Linked DNA regions of Homo sapiens: region 1 is linked to region 2. The links are chromatin loops, found by intact Hi-C in ENCODE. Cell type or tissue: ascending aorta. All regions are shown on one strand. Links, peaks and the distances in the headings refer to the core of each region. The heading gives the core; the rest is flanking DNA.

What was found. A loop is a pair of places that touch in the nucleus more often than their neighbours do. Peaks named below come from ENCODE experiments on the same cell type or tissue, not always from the same donor. Only the 100,000 strongest peaks of a DNase experiment are listed, where the experiment ranks them.
Region 1: a loop joins it to region 2, with 1.8 times the contacts of the local background. A loop is called at or near these places in 6 of 110 quality-filtered maps.

What each region holds. Positions count from the first base shown.
Region 1 is chr3:57,886,064-57,896,100 of GRCh38, forward strand. SLMAP (sarcolemma associated protein) reads left to right here. Exons shown (of 25, transcript NM_001377540.1): 15 at 3,978-4,037. Among named protein-coding and RNA genes, the nearest start is that of FLNB, 120 kb to the right of the region's middle. In ascending aorta, for the core only: no CTCF peak of the experiment used is centred there; DNase peaks (open chromatin) are centred at 3,948, 6,608 and 7,793; H3K4me3 peaks cover 4,537 bases; H3K27ac peaks cover 6,508 bases.
Region 2 is chr3:57,945,655-57,955,691 of GRCh38, forward strand. No RefSeq gene overlaps it. Among named protein-coding and RNA genes, the nearest start is that of FLNB, 58 kb to the right of the region's middle. In ascending aorta, for the core only: a CTCF peak has its summit at 4,296; DNase peaks (open chromatin) are centred at 4,327, 5,967 and 6,707; H3K4me3 peaks cover 523 bases; H3K27ac peaks cover 5,259 bases.

The DNA of each region.
Region 1 (10,037 bases), core at 894-8,893, 59 kb before region 2:
GAGCCAATGCGCCCAAGAAGCAGAAACTTTTTTAAAGATATAATTTTTTTTTTTTTTTGAGATGGAGTCTCGCTCTGTTGCCCAGGCTGGAGTGCAGTGGCATGATCTCAGCTCACTGCAACCTCTGCCACCCAGGTTGAAGCAATTCTCCTGCCTCAGCCTCCTGAGTAGCTGGGATTACAGGTGCCCGCCACCTGGCTAATTTTTGTATTTTTAGTAGAACCGGGTTTTCACCATGTTGGCCAGGCTGGTCTCGAACTCCTGACCTCAGGTTATCTACCCACTTTGGCCTCCCAATGTGCTGGGATTACAGGCATGAGCCACTGCACCCAGCTTAAAAGTATAATTTTTGAAGTTTTATGGATGAAGCAAGATAAAGATGGTATTTTTTAAAGGAGCAAAATGCAAATAGAATTTTTGAAAGCTAAAAATATGATACCAGATTTTTAAAAACTGTAGGAAGATTGAGGAGAAGGTAGAGGAAATGTCCCAGAAAATATAAGAAAAAGGCAAGAGGTTTTTTTTTTTTTCAAGAGGGAAAATTAAAGAAAATTTGAGGTTTAATCCTAGAGATCTAATATATTAATAATGAATTCCAGAGGGGGAGAATAAGGGGGAGAGAGAGAATGGAATAATTTACCAATTAAGTAGAATACAAGATAATTCCCCAGAAGTGACAGATACGAGCTTATAAACTGAAAAAAAAAATGCACCGAGTACTTAGCACAATATATTTTAAATGACCACACACTAAGCCAGACACAGAATGTCATGTGTTATATTGTTTTATTTATATGAAATATCTAGAACGGGTAAATCCATAGAGATAGCAAGCAGATGTGGGACTGCCAGGGACCGGTGAGGTGGAGGTGGGGAATAAATGCTTAATGGGTATAGGGTTTTTGTTGGGTAATGAAAATGTTTTGGAACTAGGCACAACATAGTGAATATACTAAATTCTACAGCATTGTTCATATAGTTGTTTTATGTTATGTGAATTTCACCTCATTTAAGGAAAAAAAAGAGAAAAAAGAGACTACACACTGAGGAATATGAAATTTAAGAGCACCAGGAATAAAGAGAAGATTCCGAAACCTTCTAGAGAGAAACAAAGGATATCATATAGTCATAATAAGCTAAATTTATAATATAGTAATAAATAAGCCATGAGATTTTTTTTTTTTTTTTTGAGTTTCACTCTTGTTGCCCAGGCTGAAGTGCAATGGTGTCATCTCAGCTCACCTCAATCTCCGCTTCCTGGGTTCAAACGGTTCTCCTGCCTCAGCCTCCTGAGTAGCTGGGATTACAGACATGCGCCACCACATCCAGCTAATTTTGGGGTTTCTCCATGTTGGTCAGGCTGGTCTCGAACTCCTGACCTCAGGTGATCCGCCAACCTCGGCCTCCCAAAGTGCTGGCATTACAGGCATGAGCCACCATGCCCAGCCAAGCCATGAAATCTTAATGGCTCAACTAAACAAACATTTATTTCTCATTCACACTACATGTCCATGGTGAGGAAGACCACTCTGCTCCATATTGTCACTCAGAGATCTAGACAGATGGAGTCTTTACTATCTTATGATGTTGCTGTCTCAACACACAGCTTCTAGAGTTCCTGTGGTGGGATAAGGTGTAAAAAACTTAAACTTTCTCTTAAATGCTTTGGCCCTGGCTAGCATCAGTCCTATGAATCTTCCTCAGTGCTAGGGAGTTGGGATGTGCAGTCCTCCCTGATGCCCAAACAGAACAGGCAAACCAGATATTACTGAGTGCAAGAAATCCCTACTATGTGTACTGAGGAACAGGATTCAAGCTGTATTAGACTCACCTTCTGGTTGGAAGCTAGAAGACAGTGGAATAATGCTTTCAAAATTCTGATGCAAAAGTATTTCCTGTAGATTTGTGTATCTAGTCAAAGCATCAATCACATGTGAAGGTAGAATGCTAACATTTTCAGAGAAGCAAAATCACAAAGTATTTACCTTCTGTCCACCCCTTTTCAGGAAATTATAAGAGGATATGTTATAAGAAAACAGAAAGAGGAAGGTGGGGATATATGATGTGATAAATTACTTGGTGTGTTTGACAATATTGAAAGTTGTATGGTTCTGTGAGAACTTGGGCTATGTTTGAGATATATAAAAATTAATAAAACAAAAAAATGAAGCATTATAAATTCTGAGTATACCGAAGGCCATACAAGAAAGGAAATATAATTATAGCATACTATATGACTCATTATATAAAATAATTTTTCAATATAAATACTGATTATAGGCCAGGCGCAGTGGCTCATGCCTGTAATCCTAGCACTTTGGGAGGCTGAGGCGGGTGGAGGTCAAGAGATCAAGATCATCCTGGCCAACATGGTGAAACCCCGTCTCTACTAAAAATACAAAAATTAGCTGGGTGTGGTGGTGCGCACTCATAGTCCCAGCTACTTGGGAGGCCGAGGCAGGAGAATCATTTGAACCCGGGAGGCAGAGGTTGCAGTGAGCTGAGATTGTGTCACTGCACTCCAGCCTGGTGACAGAGTGAGACTGTCTCAAAAAAAAAAAAATAGTGATTATAGATTGACAAAATGCAACTCTTGAGGATGGTAGTAGAAAATGGCAAAATTTAACCGTGTAAAATAGATTCTCAATAAATATCTAAAATGGAAAAATAAAATCAATGTATTATTTAGAAATATAAATGTAAGTATCAGAAGAAATGGCTAAAAGTTGTAGGAAGTGAATTTTAGGAATGGAGTGAAGTAGGACAGAGGACAGGTAGGACAGCTTACATTATACATCTTAATCAAAATCTGTTACTTTCTGTTTTTTTTTCTTTTTTTCTGTTTTTTTTTGAGATGGAATCTCGCTCTGTCATACAGTGGCGCCATCTCTGCTCACTGCAAGCTCCGCCTCCTGGGTTCACACCATTCTCCTGCCTCAGCCTCCCGAGTAGCTGGGACTACAGGCACCCGCCACCATGCCCAGCTAATTTTTTGTGTTTCCAGTAGAGACAGGGTTTCATCATGTTAGCCAGGATGGTCTCTGTCTCCTGACCTCGTGATCCACCCGCCTTGGCCTCCCAAAGTGCTGGGATTACAGGCGTGAGCCACTGCGCACGGCCCCTCTTTCTGATTTTAAAAAGTCAGAGACAAAGTGCCACATACTGCAAAGAGCCTATGAGAAATGAAAATTAAGAAAAGGAGCCATGGGCATTGGGAGACTAGAGGCTATAATGATATTGGAGCAGTTTCAATGGTTGAGTGGTGGATGTAGACCAAGTTGCAGTTGGTTGTAAAGCAAGAGAATAGAAAATTTTCTTCACATATATTACAAATGAATAAATTGAAGGAGACCAACTGACATACAGGAGTAAATAAGGGGACACAGAATAGATATATCCTCTTCAATGAAACGTGGAATATGAAAATATGACTTTAAATTATAAAAAAGTAGCATTATACATTTACAGAAAATCCCCCATAAAACAAAACAAAATTTTTTTATTTCTTTGAATAGCTTTTCTAAAATGATTCATTTACTGAAATACATTATATAGGCATCTCTGCTGAATTATGTCAGCAGAGAACAGTAAACTATCGATATAACTTAATTTTTATTACTTCTTCATTTGAATAAATACCTTTTCATAAATCTTTTATTTTAACTTAATAGCCTTGATCTAAAGAGGATTGCTTTATTTCTTCTGAGCCCTTTTTATAAAAATATCTAGGCTTTTAAAATAAGGTGAAAATAAAAGGCAAATTGTCTGCCTGCCCCTAGTTTTCTGCATTAACGTGATTGCTCCGTCATAGTTCCAGTTCTCTTAGTTCCCCTTCCAGATTCAAGTTTTTATTCAAGCTTGGTCATAGGAGTAATGTTATCATCTTTAAATTTGGTCATGGAATGTGTTACACTGCCCAGCTCAGGGAAATGCTGCTCAGTTTGGGCTTGGATGGTAACGTTTATTTTCCTTGGCAGAGAAGCTGATCGTCGAAGGGCATCTAACCAAAGCGGTAGAAGAAACAAAGCTTTCAAAAGGTTTGTTTTCTGTTTTTCTATGTTTTTTGACAGTTCTTTTGGATAATGAAGGTTAGTGTATATTTTCAAGGTTATAGTATTTTAACCATCAGTTTACTTCTTATAGCTCACAAAATAGCAAGCCAGTAACAGTATCAGATAATATATAAAATAATCAGACTTCTGTTTTAAGAAGGGTATCGTAACTGGAATGTGTCTTTTTAAGTGGATGTATATTTATGGTTTTTTGAATGTTAGTACTTGATATAGGTTTCTTTAGGTATTAAAGATTTGTTGCAATCTCTGTCATTCCCAGCATTAATTTCAGCTTTGATCTCAAATTTTAATCAAACACAATGTAAGTCGTTTGTGATACAACTTAAGTGAAACATGCTTGCACTTCTATTTTGGGGGTTACAGTACCTTTAAAATCTCTTATGATGTTTAATATTTCCTTAATTTTTGGCATCTCAGTTTGATTTAAACAAAATTAATGACTTTTGTGAATGTAGAATCTTCTTATATTTTATGAGTAGTCCAGTAATTGCCCAAAGTAGTTTATTGTGTTAATTCTGTTACAGTTGTCAGAGAAGAAAAGTGAGTTTTAAAGCACCATATTGTCAAGTCACTTTTATACATAGGGAAATTAGGCAAATAAATTTGGTGGCATGTGTTTATCATAGTAGAACTTTCATTAGACTATACCAGTATAAAATTTAAAACTAGATTCACAGTCCTTTTGGCCAATTAAAACATTGAGTTACAAAAGTTTGAGATACTTAATTTTAGTACATTCTATTTTATTAAAGTAACTGGATTCATTTGACTTTTTTAACCATGTAAGAGGATGGTGTTATTTCAAATATCTCGTGGTTTCCATTCTGAATTTTGTGCACGGCAGATGCCATATTTGGGGAAAAAATGCATAGAATATGCATCATTAATATTGTTTTGGCAAACAGGCATTGAGTTTCAGAACAGTGAACTATTTTTAGTACATATGGCAATTTTTTTCACCTTATTAAAGTGAGATGAGAACAGACCTTAAAATAGCTTTTACCTCACCATCCAAATACCTATTCAGATTAGTTGGTTGAATAGCCAGCACTTTGAAGTAGAGCCTTAGGAAAAAAAAAAAAAATGCTTCTTTAATTAAAATATCTTGCTATCTTATCACTTATATTTAATGCATTCTAAATTAGAAAATATTTTCTTGAAATTATGTTTTATCATTATTGGAAAAGTTTTGTGCATTACTGATTTCCCTTTTTAATTTATTGTTTTTATCTTATTGATACATAATGTGCATATTTTCAGGATATGTTTTATAGTTTGATACATTTAATGTATAAAGATCAAATCAGGGTAATTAGAATATCATCACTTTAAATATTTATCTTTGTATGATTTCCTTTTAAACCTGGCTATAAACTGTTTATTGGAAGTTTTAAAGAACATGCCTTTTGATCCAACAATTCCACTTTTGGGTTTTTAACCCTTTTTTTTTTTTCCTTGAGACGGAGTTTCGCTCATGTTGCCCAGGCTGGAGTGCAGTGGCACAATCTCAGCTCACTGCAACCTCCACCTTCTGGGTTCAAGTGATTCTCCTGCCTCAGCCTCCTGAGTAACTGGAATTATAGGCGCATGCCACCATGCCTGGCTAATTTTGTATTTTTAGTAGAGAATGAGGTTTCACCATGTTGACCAGGCTGGTCTCAAACTCCTGACCTCAGATGATCCACCCGCCTCGGCCTCCCAAAGTGCTGGGATTACAGGTGTGAGCCACCATGTCCGGCCTGGGTTTTTAATCTTAAAGAACAAATTGGACTAATGAGCAAGAATATTTATTTCAGTGTTGTTTAAAAGCAACAAGAGGAAAGCATTAGGGTCCATTAATAAGGGTATTTATTAAATAAATTATGGCAAATAAGTCCATGTAAATGAATAGAATATATTCTTTAAGAATAATACAAATATAAGTTTTAAATACTCAGGGATTTTTCTATCAGTAGTGAACATTTTACTAGCACCTTTCACAGTTAATAGGCAAAGATATGCTAATCCTTGTAACAAACCAGATGGCTGAAATAAGTTACATTTTAAATCGAGCTATAAAGTGTTTTCTTTTGGATTTGGCTAAATTGTCTTTAATTGGCAATGTTTTTGGTGGAATTTTCTTGTTTGGACTGAAAATAGCAGTTGCCATAAATGAACAATTACCGACTGTTACCAGTCTTACCTCTTCTCTTACCTCTAGAAGATGTATCACCTAATGCAAAATGTGCTTTCTGTTTAATCTCTAACTCAACTTGCAGTCATTACATGTCTATATATAGCTTTGGAGGTAGAGGTAGAAAGAATATGTGTAGATAATTCTACCACTAACTAGCTGTACACCCTCAGGCAACTTCAGTTCTTTAAACCTCAGTTCCCTCACTTGTGAAGTGAGATTGACAAAATGTGAGCCACCACTCATGGTCTTGTGTTTCATTCTTGAATAGATTTGATTTGCCTCTATGTAACTATAGTATCAGGACACAACATTGAGGATCCATGACTTGACTTGCTAAAAACTTGCTTTCTGGCCAACCTTGGTGACTCACACCTGTAATGCCAGTATTTTGGGAGGCCAAGATAAGAGGATCGCTTGAGCCCAGGAGTTCGAGACCAGCCTGGGCAACGTAACAAGACACTGTCTCTTAAAACACACACACACACACACACACACACATACACACACAAACTTGCTTTCTTTTTTTTTTTTTTTTTTTGGAGATGGAGTCTCGCTCTGTTGCGCAGGCTGGAGTGCAGTGGCTCAATCTCGGCTCACTGCAAGCTCTGCCTCCAGGGTTTGTGCCATTCTCCTGCCTTAGCCTCCCAAGTAGCTGGGAGTACAGGTACCCACTACCACGCCTGGCTAATTTTTTGTAGTTTTAGTAGAGATGGAGTTTCACTGTGTTACCCAGGATGGTCTCGATCTCCTGACCTCTTGATCCGCCCGCCTCGGCCTCCCAAAGTGCTGGGATTACCAAAGTTGCTTTCTTATTCAGAGTAGATATATGCTTTCAATCATCCTTTAAAAAAAAATACCTACTAGGTACTAGGCACTGTTCTGTGCACTGGGAATATAGCAGTTAATGAAACAGACATTCCAGCCTGGGCAACATAGGGAGACCCTATCTCTTCAAAAAAATAAAATAAAAAATTAGCCAGATGTGGTGGTGCACACCTGTGGTCCCAGCTAATCAGCACGCTTAGGTGGGAGGATGGCTTGAGCCCAGGAAGCCAAGGCTGCAGTTGTGCCACTGTGCTCCAGCCTGGGCAACAGAGCAAGACCCTGTCTGAAAAATAAAAAAGAAAGAAAAGAAAAAAAAAAAAACAGGCAATCTCTGCCATCAGGGAGTTATATTCCAATGAGATCTTGATGGAAAATTTGGCCCTACCTTTAAGGCAACTTTACCTTCCCAGCTAATACTCTAAATATAGAGTAAGAGTTCCTTCTAGGCTAGAAGAATACTTTTGCAAATATACTTCCTATTTACCTAATATTTTAATCCTAAAATTGCCAAAAATATTAAAATCAGGGAGAGCTGTTTTCCTGTTTTCCTTTTTGTTCTTCCAGAGTGGTTCCTTTTGTAACCATATATGGAGATTAGATGTATTAGCCTCTTTTATTTGAGAATGTAACTTTGTGATCGAAACTAGAACATTCAGAAATGTCTGATTTTAGCATACTATGAATGCAGCAGCGGTCACAGATTAGATTCCCATGGGCCTCCATGGCCAGTGACTTCACTTCTAATCTAAGTTCCCCGTCACTAAGCAGTTGACCTTTGACTACAAATGGCAGTGAGAAAAGAAGCAAAGACTTCTTGAAATTCATCACCCATTTCACAAGTTAAGCCACAAATTCTGGGGGTATTCTTATATGGAATAGCCATAACAAGTTATATTTTAATGTTGTATTAAATATTTTGACAGTAATGGTTTTAGATGTGTTTCTAATTTCTTTCAAAATAGAAAATATATTTTAATTTCCTTGATTTTAAAACAATATATATATATATCTACAAATTTTTCAGTGTATGACTATGTGAAGTTAAAAAGTAAATGTCCACCATGTCCCTATCCCCAAAAATAACTAATGATGTCTCTGTTGTAGATCCTTCCAGACCTTGAATAAATATATGCAATTAAAAATTCATAGATAAATGTATAACTATTTTTAATCTACATGGGGTCATATTATACATACTGCTCTTTATTAGGCTTTTTACTTAGTAGTAAATATATCTTGAATAGTTTTCATTCCATAATATATGTATTTCATTTTCCCATAATGAACAATACTTCAGTGAGCATTATGTATCGCATATGTGCTGTGTTACTTCCTTTAGGAAAAGTACTAGAAGTGGGCATGCATGTACAAACAGTGAAATCAGGTCTGTAACATTATAAAAATATATGCTTTATAAATTTATAATCTCACTAAGGAAAGAAGATATATACATATACACAGAATAATACAAAATAAAGTATGATTAATTGAGGAAACAAAAGACACAAAGATACAATTAAAAGGAGCACCATGGTGGAGAAATGAAGACTTCCTTAGAGTTGATGGGACTTAAACTGTATATTACAGAATGAATAGGCCAAGTAGAGAAAATGGCTCTTTTGAGGTTAGGGAAATATTGAATCAAACAAATAATTGCAGGACATAATGCAGGCATGTATTAGCCCTATAATGAAGCTAGCATGACCAGAGCAGAGCTCCTGTGGGAAATAATGTAGGGACCAGATTACGGCTAAATTCTGCTATGTAAAGCTTGACTGAGGCCTTGTGGAGAATGGGGAGATAGGATTTCCATATAGGATTTCATTCAGAGAAATGACATTTTCTGCAAATGCTACCCTAAAGAATGCCATAGGCCAGGTGTGGTGGCTCACACCTGTAATTCTAGCACTTGGGAGGCTGAGGTGGGAGGATTACTTGAGCCCAGGAGTTCAAGACTAGCCTAGGCAACATAGTGACACCCCCTCTAAAAAAAAAAAAGAAAGGAATTCCATAGTATGTACAGATGTGCCATTACAGATGAGGATCTGGGGCCTAATTAATTGCCAGTCATCTTTAATAAACTATTGGGCCTATAGTTAGGATTTCTGAGGACAGTTCTTTGAAAATTAGGCCTAAGATGGCTTCATTGGACCAGGCAGAAGACCTCTTGTAAACAATTTCAAAACTTTTTTTTTCTTTCTTTCTTTCTTTATTTTGAGACAGAGTCTTGCTCTGTCACCCAGGCTGGAGTGCAGTGGCACAATCTCGGCTCACTGCAACCTCCACCTCCCGAGTTCAAGCAATTCTCTGCCTCAGCCTCCCGAGTAGCTGGGATTACAGGTGCCCAGCACCATGCCCAGCTAATTTTTTGTATTTTTTGTAGAGATGGGGTTTCACCATCTTGGCCATGCTGGTCTTGAACTCCTGACCTCATGATCCATCCACCTCAGCCTCCGAAAGTGCTGGGATTACAGGCGTGAGCCACTGCGCCTGGCCCTAAACTTTTTAAAAAGTTTTTTCTTGGCCAGGTGCAGTGGCTCATGCCTGTAATTCTAGTGCTTTGGGAGGCTGAGACGGGAGGATCAGTTTAGCCCAGGAGTTTGAGACCAGCCTAGGCAACATAGCAAGACCTCATCTCTACTAAAAATTTAAAAAAGATATCTGGGTATAGTGGCATGGTCCTGAAGTTCCAGCTGCTCAGGGGGCTGAGGCAGGAGGATCCCTTGAGCCCAGGAGGTCAAGGTTGTAGTGAGCTGTGTTTGTCCCACTGCACTCCAGCCTGGACAACAGAGCAAGACGCTGTCTCAAAAAAAAAAAAAAAGTTTTTTCTTACTGTGATTCAGGGACAGTTATCTTTAGAAATAAAAGGCTGTTAATTTTCTTATTTTAAGTGGCACTTTTTTATAAGAACTGATCGTGGTTTTTTTTTAAGAGTTTTATTATTTGAGTACAAATCTTACTAA
Region 2 (10,037 bases), core at 644-8,643:
GACACAGTTCTGGCTGTGCCATTACTAACTGAAGTAAGATAACTAACTCCTTTGAGATCCAGTTTCCTCTTCAATAAAACAAGATAAGGCTGGGCACAGTGGCTCACACCTGTAATCCCAGCACTCTGGGAGGCCGAGGCAGGCGGATCACTTGGGGTCAGGAGTTTGAGACCAGCCTGGCCAACATGGTGAAATTCTATCTCTACCAAAAAATACAAAAATTTGCCAGGCAGCTGAGTGCGGTGGCTCACGCCTGTAATCCCAGCACTTTGGGAGGCTAAGGTAGGTGGATCACCTGAAGTCAGGAGTTCAAGACCAGCCTGGCCAACATGGTGAAATCTCGTCTTTACTAAAAATACAAAAATTAGCCGGACATGGTGCATGCCTATAATCCCAGCTACTCGAGAGGCTGAGGCAGGAGAATCACTTGAACCCAGGAGGCGGAGCTTGCAGTGTATCGAGATCGCGCCACTGCACTCCAGCCTGGGTGACAGAGCAAGACTCTGGCTCAAAAAAATTTAAAAAGTAAAAAGAAAAAAAAAGCCAGGCGTGGTGGCAGGCACCTGTCATCCCAGCTACTCAGAAGGCTGAGGCAGGAGAATCGCTTGAACCCAGGAAGCAGAGGTTACAGTGAGCCAAGATTGCACCACTCCACTCCAGCCTAGGCAACAGAGTGAGACTCTGTGTTAAAAAATAAAAAATAGGCTGAGTGTGGTGGCTCATGCCTGTAATCCCAGGACTTTGGGAGGCCGAGGCGGGCGTATCATGAAGTCAGGAGATCGAGACCATCCTGGCTAACATGGTGAAACCCCATCTCTACTAAAAATGCAAAAATTAGCCAGGCGTGGTGGTGGGTGCCTATATTCCCAGCCACCCTGGAGGCTGAGGCAGGAGAATCACTTGAACCCAGGAGGCAGAGGTTGCAGTGATCCGAGATTGCGCCATTGCACTCCAGCCTGGGCAACAGAGTAAGACTCCCTCTAAAATAAATAAATAAATAAATAAATAAATATGAGATAATAATAGTACCTGGGCTGGGTGCGTTGGCTCATGCCTGTAATATCAGCACTTTGGCAGGCTGAGGTGGGTGGATCACGAGGTCAAGAGTTCAAGACCAGGCTGACCAACATGGTGAAACGCCGTCTCTAATAAAAATACAAAAATTAGCCGGGCGTGGTGGCAGGAGCCTGTAATCCAGCTACTCAGGAGGCTGAGACAGGAAAATCGCTTGAACCCGGGAGGTGGAGGTTGCAGTGAGCTGAGATTATGCCATCGCACTCCAACCTAAGCAACAGAGCGAGACTCCATCTAAAAATAATAATAATAATAGTACCTGCTTAAATAAGCTAATGCATGTAAAGGGTTTAGTCAATGCTTACATGAAGCAATCTCAAACAAATATTAGTTCTAGGTGATGAAAAAGGACTCCCGCCATACCACTGTATAGCAGCCTGCTGTTTTCTCTCAACAGTAATTGATTCATTCAATAATATTTTTTGAGCACCCGTTGCATGCCAAACATAGTGCTAAGTCCTAACACTTAAACAAACAAAATCCTTGCCCTTATGGAACTTACATTTCTAGTGGAGAAAGAGACAGATAACATGCTTGTATATGTTATAAAATATGTCACAGGGCCGGGCACAGTGGCTCACACGTGTAATCCCAGCACTTTGGAAGGCCGAGGTGGGTGGATCACTTGAGGTCAAGAGTTCAAGACCAGCCTGGACAACATGGCAAAACCCCATCTCTGCTAAAAATACAAAAATTAGCCAGGCGTGGTGCATGCCTGTAGTCCCAGCTACTCGGGAGGCTGAGTCAGGAAAATCACTTGAACCTGGGAGGCAGAGGTTGCAGTGAGCCAAGACTGCACCACAGTACTCCAGCCTGGGTGACAGAGCAAGACTCCATCTCAAAATAAATTAATTAATTAAATATGTCATAGGTTAATAAGTGCTCTGGTGGGGGGAGATTCAGCATGTGTGGTGGATAGGGACCACCATCAGCGGGTTGCTATTTTATATAAAGTAGTCAAAGAAGACCTCTTTGAAAAGATGGCGTTTGAGAAGTCTGAAGGAAATGAGGGAACTATAAAATAAATATCTGGGGGAAGAACATATCTGGCAGTGGGAACAGCATGTGCAAGGGCCCCGAGACCACAGCGTGCTTGGCATATTTGAGGATGGTCAAGGAGGCCCTTGTGGCCAGCAAAGAGAGGAAGAAAGAGAACCGGAGGAGCAGAGGTCAGGGAGGTAGTGGGGACCCAATTGTGTAGGACCTTGTAGGTCATTCTGAGGATTGTAGCTATTCCTCTGAGTGAGATGGGGACCTAGGGGAGGGATGGAGGAGAGGAATGATACAATTTGACCCTCATTCGATCTCAGTACTTGTATATTGTGGTTAAAGTGGAAAGCCGCACAGTTCCTTGGACTCTATTAACCAGCATTCCCCAGCCCTGTGGGCCCCTCCCACCAGGAGTCCACAGCCTGCCTGACACGATGCAGCAACTCCCCGTAACCCCTTGCTGCCCACCACCATACCGTTTTTCTAGGTGGGAATGACATCCAGGCATACCCAGATGCTTCCAGGCTAGACCGTATTGTGCCCAGCCTTACTGTTCGCATCTCACTGGCCATGACGGCTAATAGCCACCATCGATTAAGGCCTTGTCATAAGCCAGGCCCCTCACCCCCAGAGCTCCTTTAATCCTCACAGCCACCCTGCTAGGCAGCCACTGTCATTCTCCCTTTTGCAGCTGCTACAACGATTGATTAACTTGTGCAAGGTCCTGAAGCTGGCAGGCAGGGAGGCCAGGACTTCTACCCATCCGTCAGACTCCTAAGGATGGGGACAGTGATGAACAAAGCACAGCATCCACAGTGCCTGGCACACCACAGTCACCCAGACAGCCAGATAGAAGGCTGCATGAATCGGCGCTCTTCATCCCTCCCTAAGCTCTCCCTCTGTTGAGAAAATGTCTGAGAAAGCATTCCGCACACTATAAAGCATTACACAAATATGAGCATGGCTGTGAAGATGATTAGGAGTCCGAAACCTCAGGTTCGGGTTGGGCTCCTGATTTTTCTGATGGCCACCTCCTCCTAGTCATTGGCACGTTAACCTCAAACACCTGAGCGCCACCAAACCTCAGCATATCCCTAGCTTCTCCTTTGCTTTGCCTGAAACAAAGCAAGTCTTTTATAAGCAAGGGAGAGGGCCTGTGGTGGCCTTGCTTTTGCGAACGTGCTTTCACCTCCTTCCAGTTCATTGCTTTCATACAAAATTCCAGACGCACAGCGCAGGCAGACAGAAGCCTCATTCATAGCCAGAGGTCCCTCAGGCTGGGGTTTCCACGCCTCCTTCCCCTTCCCCCTCATCTCAGTCTCCTGCTGAAGTTGCGATCCACATGAAGCCACAGAGGTAGACTCAGGGCAAAGAAGAGTTTTTAATGTTGCTGATGGGGGTGAGGAGAGGGTGGCCCTCGGAAGGCCACCACATGGCATGGTGGAAAGAGCCCTGGATTTGCTTGACAATAGACTACTGCATTCCAGATTGGTTCCACCGATTGGTAGTCAAATGAACTTGGACAAGTCATTGACCCTGTCTTCTTGGAAAGACGTGGATCTCAGAATCCTTCACAACGCTTTGCTCCTGATAGCTAGTACCTGTTCAGCAGAGTCGGCACAAGCTCACACAGCCCTTGACCTCCTGTGGGCCAAGTGAACGCCTTCTTCCTGGTTTGGTTAAGTTGGCATAGAGCTGAGCATGGTGCTGCTGGTGGTTCTACTAAATTGTATGATGGTTTAAAAAAAAAAAAAAAAAACTGTCCTTGAGGCTGGGTGTGGTAGCTTACGCCTGTAATCCCAGCACTTTGTGAGGCCAAGGTGGGAGGCCAGGAGTTGGAGACCAGCCTGGGCAAGATAGTGAAACCTCTACAAAAAATAAAAAACTTAGCCAGGCATGGTGGTGCACGCCTATAGTCCCAGCTTCTCTGGAGGCTGAGAGGCAAGAGGATCACTTAAGCCCGGGAATCTCAGGCTGCAGTGAGCAGTGATCGAACCACTGCACCCCAGCCTGGGTGACAGAGTGAGCCCATCTCAAAAACAAGAAACAAAACCAGTTCTTGAGCAAGACATACCTTTCTAATTTCCCAGTACTTTCCAGCTTTCCAAACCCTTCAGGCCCCACACCACCCTGATTTTTGTCACCTGCAAATAATAAAACTACAAACTGCACTGCACGTACACTTTTGTAAAGGCTTGAATCATTGACTTCCTCAGCCCCACACCTTCTGGTCAGCACAGGGCACTGCACTGCCACTCCAGACAGGCCTGGGCAGTGAGGAAAGGTGCCAGCCACGTGGGCTGGGGGTGGGGAAAGTGACTAATCATGAAATCCTAATTTATAATGTGTTGCTATCCTTAGTTGAGCATTAATTTGGCTCTCAGAAATAGGAGAAGGTGTGGGTGACTGGTCTGAGGAGAGTTTCTGGGCAATTAGAACAAAAACAGAAGCATGCTCTTGCACACAAAGTGGACTTTCTCTAGGGTGGTGGTATTCTCTGGAGAGCTGAACTCAGGGAGTCTTTATTATGTATACTTCTGTGTGTCTAAACTTTATACGGTGCTGGGTGCCGTGGCTCACGCCTGTAATCCCCACTTTGGGAGGCTGAGGCAGGAGGATCAGTTGAGCTCAGGAGTTTAAGATCTGCCTGGACAACACAGGCCTCGTCTCTACAAAAAAAAAATTTTTTTTAATTAACTGGGCATGGTGATGTGCACCTGTGGCCCCAGCTACTCAGGAGGCTGAGGCGAGAGGATTGCTTGAGCTGGGGAAGTTGAGATTTCAGTGACCTGTGATCAGGCCACTACACTCCAGCCTGGGCAACAGAGGGAGACCTTGTCTCAAAAATAAAATAATAATAATAATTAGAAAAACTTTACACAATGAACATATATCCCTTTTAGACCACATTTCCTGAGTCTAAGATGCCATTGATTGAAAGACAATTATTTTCTGTACTCCCCTGAAAGCAAACTGCTACAATGTGTCATCTATTAGACACATCTGCATTTTTGAGATGTTGAAATGTGAAAAAAATGTGCGTCTTCGAATTGACAGAATGAAGTAACTTTTTAAATTAAAAGATATTTTCAGCTGAGCATAGTGGCTCACGCCTGTAATCCCAGCACTTTGGGAGGCTGAGGCGGGTGGATCACCTGAGGTCAGGAATTCGAGACCAGCCTGGCCAACATGGTGAAACTTCGTCTCTACTAAAAATACAAAAATTAGCTGGTTGTGGTGGTGGGCACCTGTAATCCCAGCTACTCAGGAGGCTGAGGCAGGAGAATCGCTTGAACCTGGAGGTGGAGATTGTATTGTGGTGAACAGAGTGAGACAGAGGAAAAAAAAAAAAGATATTTTCCACTTTTGGAAAAAAATTATTTAAATTGCTTTTGCATTCCACTCTCCTGCTCAGAATGATTTCCTCAAAAAAGCCAAGGGAGTCACATTTGAAGATGAGGAAATTTTTTTTTAATGTTTATGTGCCAGTTTCTTGCTAGACCCTGTGCTTTCTCATCCCTGACCCCATGGAGGCCTCATGAGAATGATAAGCCCAAATAAAATTACCACTTATGGAAAAGGAGTAATTTTGCAAGGAAGGAAACTGAAGGTCAGATTGGTGTTCCTGATCATGCAGTTCAGTAAGTGAAGGAGAGGAGGTTCAAACTCAGCTGCTGAGCCCCCGCTCCCCTCTTCTCACCACATGCCTCAGTTCTAAAGCTGTCCTGAGAAAGGAGCCAGGTTGGAACCTAAGCCTCCTCCCAGAAGCCTGGGGAATCAAAGGGCAAAAGGGCTGAGGCCCGGGCTCTGAGGCCCACCCTGCGAATCCCGCTCTGTCTGGTGCAAAGGAAACTGACTTCCTCCATGCACACACTGCTCTGCCAATCTGAGTGACTCAGCCTCAAGATGACCTCACTGTCCTCAGTGGGCTGTTTGGCCGCCTGCTTCATGTCACTGAGCCTCAGCACCCAGCATGTCAGATATGGATTTACGAGTATTTTCTCTGCTCCACTCCTCGAATGTGGCTAGGTTTGAAAAGGTCACACTTCCCCTTGCCCTCCACCTCTCAGCTTTCTGTTGCCAGGCTGCCTCTGCCCCTCCAGCTGCTAAAAACAGCCCAAGCTGCGAAAGCTCTTTGCTCCTGCCAAGCTCTGGTTGGACCACCATCCAGGGGGAGCTGGGGGCTCAGCCTGGATTTTCCCAGTGCCTAGGACAGATGCATGGCTGGTGGAGGACGTTGCTTGCCAGCAAATTGGCAGAGTAAACTGAAATAGTAGCTCTGGGTCTGCGCTACAGCAAAGTATAATTTTCAGAAGGGGTCTCATACAAGTATAGAGTGACCACATGTCAAAGATTGATTTAATTCATTAACAAGGAAACCAACAAAAGGACAAAGCTGGTTTAAGAGATGATTTGAAAAAGTGGCTCTTTTAGTTTGCTAGGGCTGCCATAAGAAATTACCGCCAACTAAGTGGCTTAGAACAGCAGAAATCCATTCTTCTGCAGTTCATGAGGACAGAAGTCCAAAATCAAGGTGTCGGAAAGGCTGGCTCCTCTGAGAGGCACTGGAGGGAATCTGTCCATGCCTCTCCCCCAGCTCCTGATGGTTGCGGGCAGTCCTCGGCATTCTTGGCCTGCAGCAGCATCACTCCAGTCTCCGCCTCTGTGGTCACATGGCCATCTTCCTTGTGTATCTGTAGGCTCCAACTCTCTCCTTATAAGGACACCAGTGATTGGATTTAGAGCCATCTTAATCTAGTATGACCTCATTTTAACTTGATTACATCTGCAAAGTCTCTATTTCCAAATAAAGTCACATTCTCAGGTACTGGGGAATTAGGACTTAAACATATCTTTTTGCTGGGGACACAACTCAACTTTTAACACCTACATTACCAAACTCATTTCTCATTACTCAGCACCACAGACCCCTGGCTTGATAGGGGCATTTGGGGTGCTGGAAAGAACAGAGCAACAGGCAACGTTGATGTCAGCTTTGATCTGTCCCCAGCATTCTGGGATTCAGTGTCAGCCAGTGAAGGCTCAGTGAAAGACAGGGCATCTCCACCTCCGAAGTCAGTACCATGTAGGGTATAAAGAGAGACCTTGGAATCAACTTCCAGGATTCAGTTCCCAATTCTGTCCGCCACTGTGTGTGACTCCTGACATTTCTTCACCTCTCTGGGCCTCAGTTACCTCATCTGTGAAATGGGGGTGATAATGGTACACAGCCTATCAGAGAGTGCTTAGAGCAGCATATGGGAAGCTCTGAATAAATGTTTCCTGCTGACGATGATGATGATTATCCGAATCACTCTCACCTGCAGACACAGCTTTGCCGCTTTTTTGGTGAGATAGGCTGTTCCTGATGGACACGCTGGAAAATTTCCAGTCCCCAGAAAACAGGGCAAGGGCAGTTCCTGATTAGGATAAAGGAAGCCTCTCTGATGGTCACATGCCCAGGTGACTTGTAGGCAGAGGCCAGCCCTGCTTCCTGTCCCCACTTCCCAACTTGCCCTGCTTTTGTGAATGAGCTCTTTCCTAGCTCCTCATCCTGGGTCTAGTTTGGAAGGTAATTTCTCAGTCACTTTTGAGTTGACGCAGGTGGCAGTTTCCTTTATGAACACTCATAACCCAGGGTAAGCTTGACAGGGCAGTTAGAGGCCCAGAAACAAAAGTTGGGAACAACAGCCTTTCCAGCTAGAACTAGAGCTGGCTTGGTGAGAAACAGAAGGCCTCCCTGAGGTTAGAGGCCTAAGCAGACACCAGGTCTGGCCTTCCACATCCCTGCTGGGTGGAGCAAGACTGTCAGCACTTAGGAAGTGCCTTGCACGTTGATCTTTGGGAAGCGAGGGGCTCCTGTCATCTGCGTCCAGACTTCTCCATTCTCAGGTGGACCGCACATGGCCTGGCCAGGCCAGGCCAGGCCCTGAGTGGTGACTGTTGCTGCTGCTGCAGCTGCTTTTGACATTATTGTCTGTAGAATAAAGGTAGAGGCTGGTGGGACCGCTGCAGCCATTCCCTGCCCAAGCCTGACCCTAAGTGCATCTGAGAGTGCTCTGCGTTGAACCAGGAGGGGTCAGGCCCGGACTCTCTAGGCCCCTTTTCAGACACACCCTCCCTGACTTTGAGTCTTCCCCTTTTCAGGCCTGGAAGAGAACAAGGCTTCTTTTTGTTTTTTGTTTTGTTTTGTTTTGTTTTGATGAAGTCTCCACGGGGTTTCACCGTGTTGGCCAGGCTGGTCTTGAACTCCTGGCCTCAAGTGATCCACCTGCCTCGGCCTCCCAAAGTGCTGGGATTACAGGCATGAGCCACCGTGCCCGGCCTGAAACATTGTTATATGGCACATAACTGTATATGTATGTTTTACTTATTTTTTTATCTTTATTTTTTTGAGACAGTCTTGCTCTGTCACCCAGGCTGGACCACAGCAGCACCATCTCCGCTCACTGCAACCTCCACCTCCAGGGCTCAGGCAATTATTCTGCCTCAGCCTCCTGAGTAGCTGGAATTACAGGCGCCCACCATCACGCTTGGCTAATTTTTGTATTTTTGTAGAGGTGGGGTTTCACCATGTTGTCCAGGCTGGTCTCAAACTCCTAACGTCAGGTGATCTGCTCACATTGGCCTCCCAAAGTGCTGGGATTACAGGTGTGAGCCACCACACCTGGCCATCTTTCTGTTTTGTTTTGTTTTGTTGCTTTTGCTTTTCTTTAAGGGAGTGGAGATTTCTAGGAAAGGCATAATTATGGAGACAAAAAGCAGACCATTGTTTGCCTGGAGCTGGGGTTGACTGCAGATGGGCAAATGACAAAATGGACATGTTTGAAAACTAGTTTGTAGTGGTGGTTGCACTAGTGTGTAAATTTACTAAAACTTGTTGAACAATACACTTATTATGGGTGAATCGTATGGCATGCAAATGATTCTTCAATAAAGCTACTTAAAACGTATATAGTTGGGGCACAGTGGATTGAACTTGTAATCCCAGAACTTTGGGAGGCTGAGGCGGGTGGATCACTTGAGCCCAGGAGTTTCAGACCAGCCTGGGCAATATGGCAAAACCCCATCTCTACAAAAGATTAAAAAATATATATAGCCGGGTGTAGTGGTGAATGCCTGTAGTCCCAGCTACTTGTGGGCCTGAGGCAGGAGAATGGCTTGAGCCCAGGAGTTTGAGGCTGTAGTTAGCTGTGATTGTGCAGTGGCTCACACCTGTAATCCCAGCACTTTGGGAGGCCAAGTTGGGCAGATCATTTGAACTCAGAAATTCCAGACCAGCCTGGCCAACACGGTGAAACTCCATCTCTACTGAAAATACAAAAATTAGCCGGATGTGGTGGTGCACACCTATAATCCTAGTTACTCAGAGGCTGAGGCAGGAGAATCGCTTGAACCTGGGAGGCAGAGATTGCAAGTGAGCCAGGATGGTGCTGCTGCAGTCCAGCCTGGGTGACAGAGTGAGACTGTCTCAAAAAATAAAGATTAAAAAAATGTACATATGCAGTTATGTGCCATATAACAATGTTTCAGACAGCGCAGTGGTTCACACCTGTAATCCCAGCAATTTTGGAGGCTGAGGCTGGTGGATCACTTGAGACCAGGAGTTAGAGACCAGCCTGGCTAAGATGGTAAAACCCTGCCTCTACTAAAAATACAAAAATTAGCCGGGCATGGTGGCAGGTGCCTGTAATCTCAGCTACTTGGGAGGCTGAGGCAGGAGAATTGCTTGAACCAAGGATTCTGAGGTTGCAGTGAGCCAACATAGTGCCACTGTACTCCAGCCTGGGAGACAGTGAGACTCCGTCTCAAAAAAACAAAAAAACAAACCAAACCAAACAAAACAGGCTGGGCACAGTGGCTCATGCCTGTAATCCCAACACTTTGGGAGGCCAAAGCCAGCAGATCACTTGAGGTCAGGAGTTTGAGACCAGCCTGGGCAACATGGTGAAACCTCATCTCTACTAAAAATA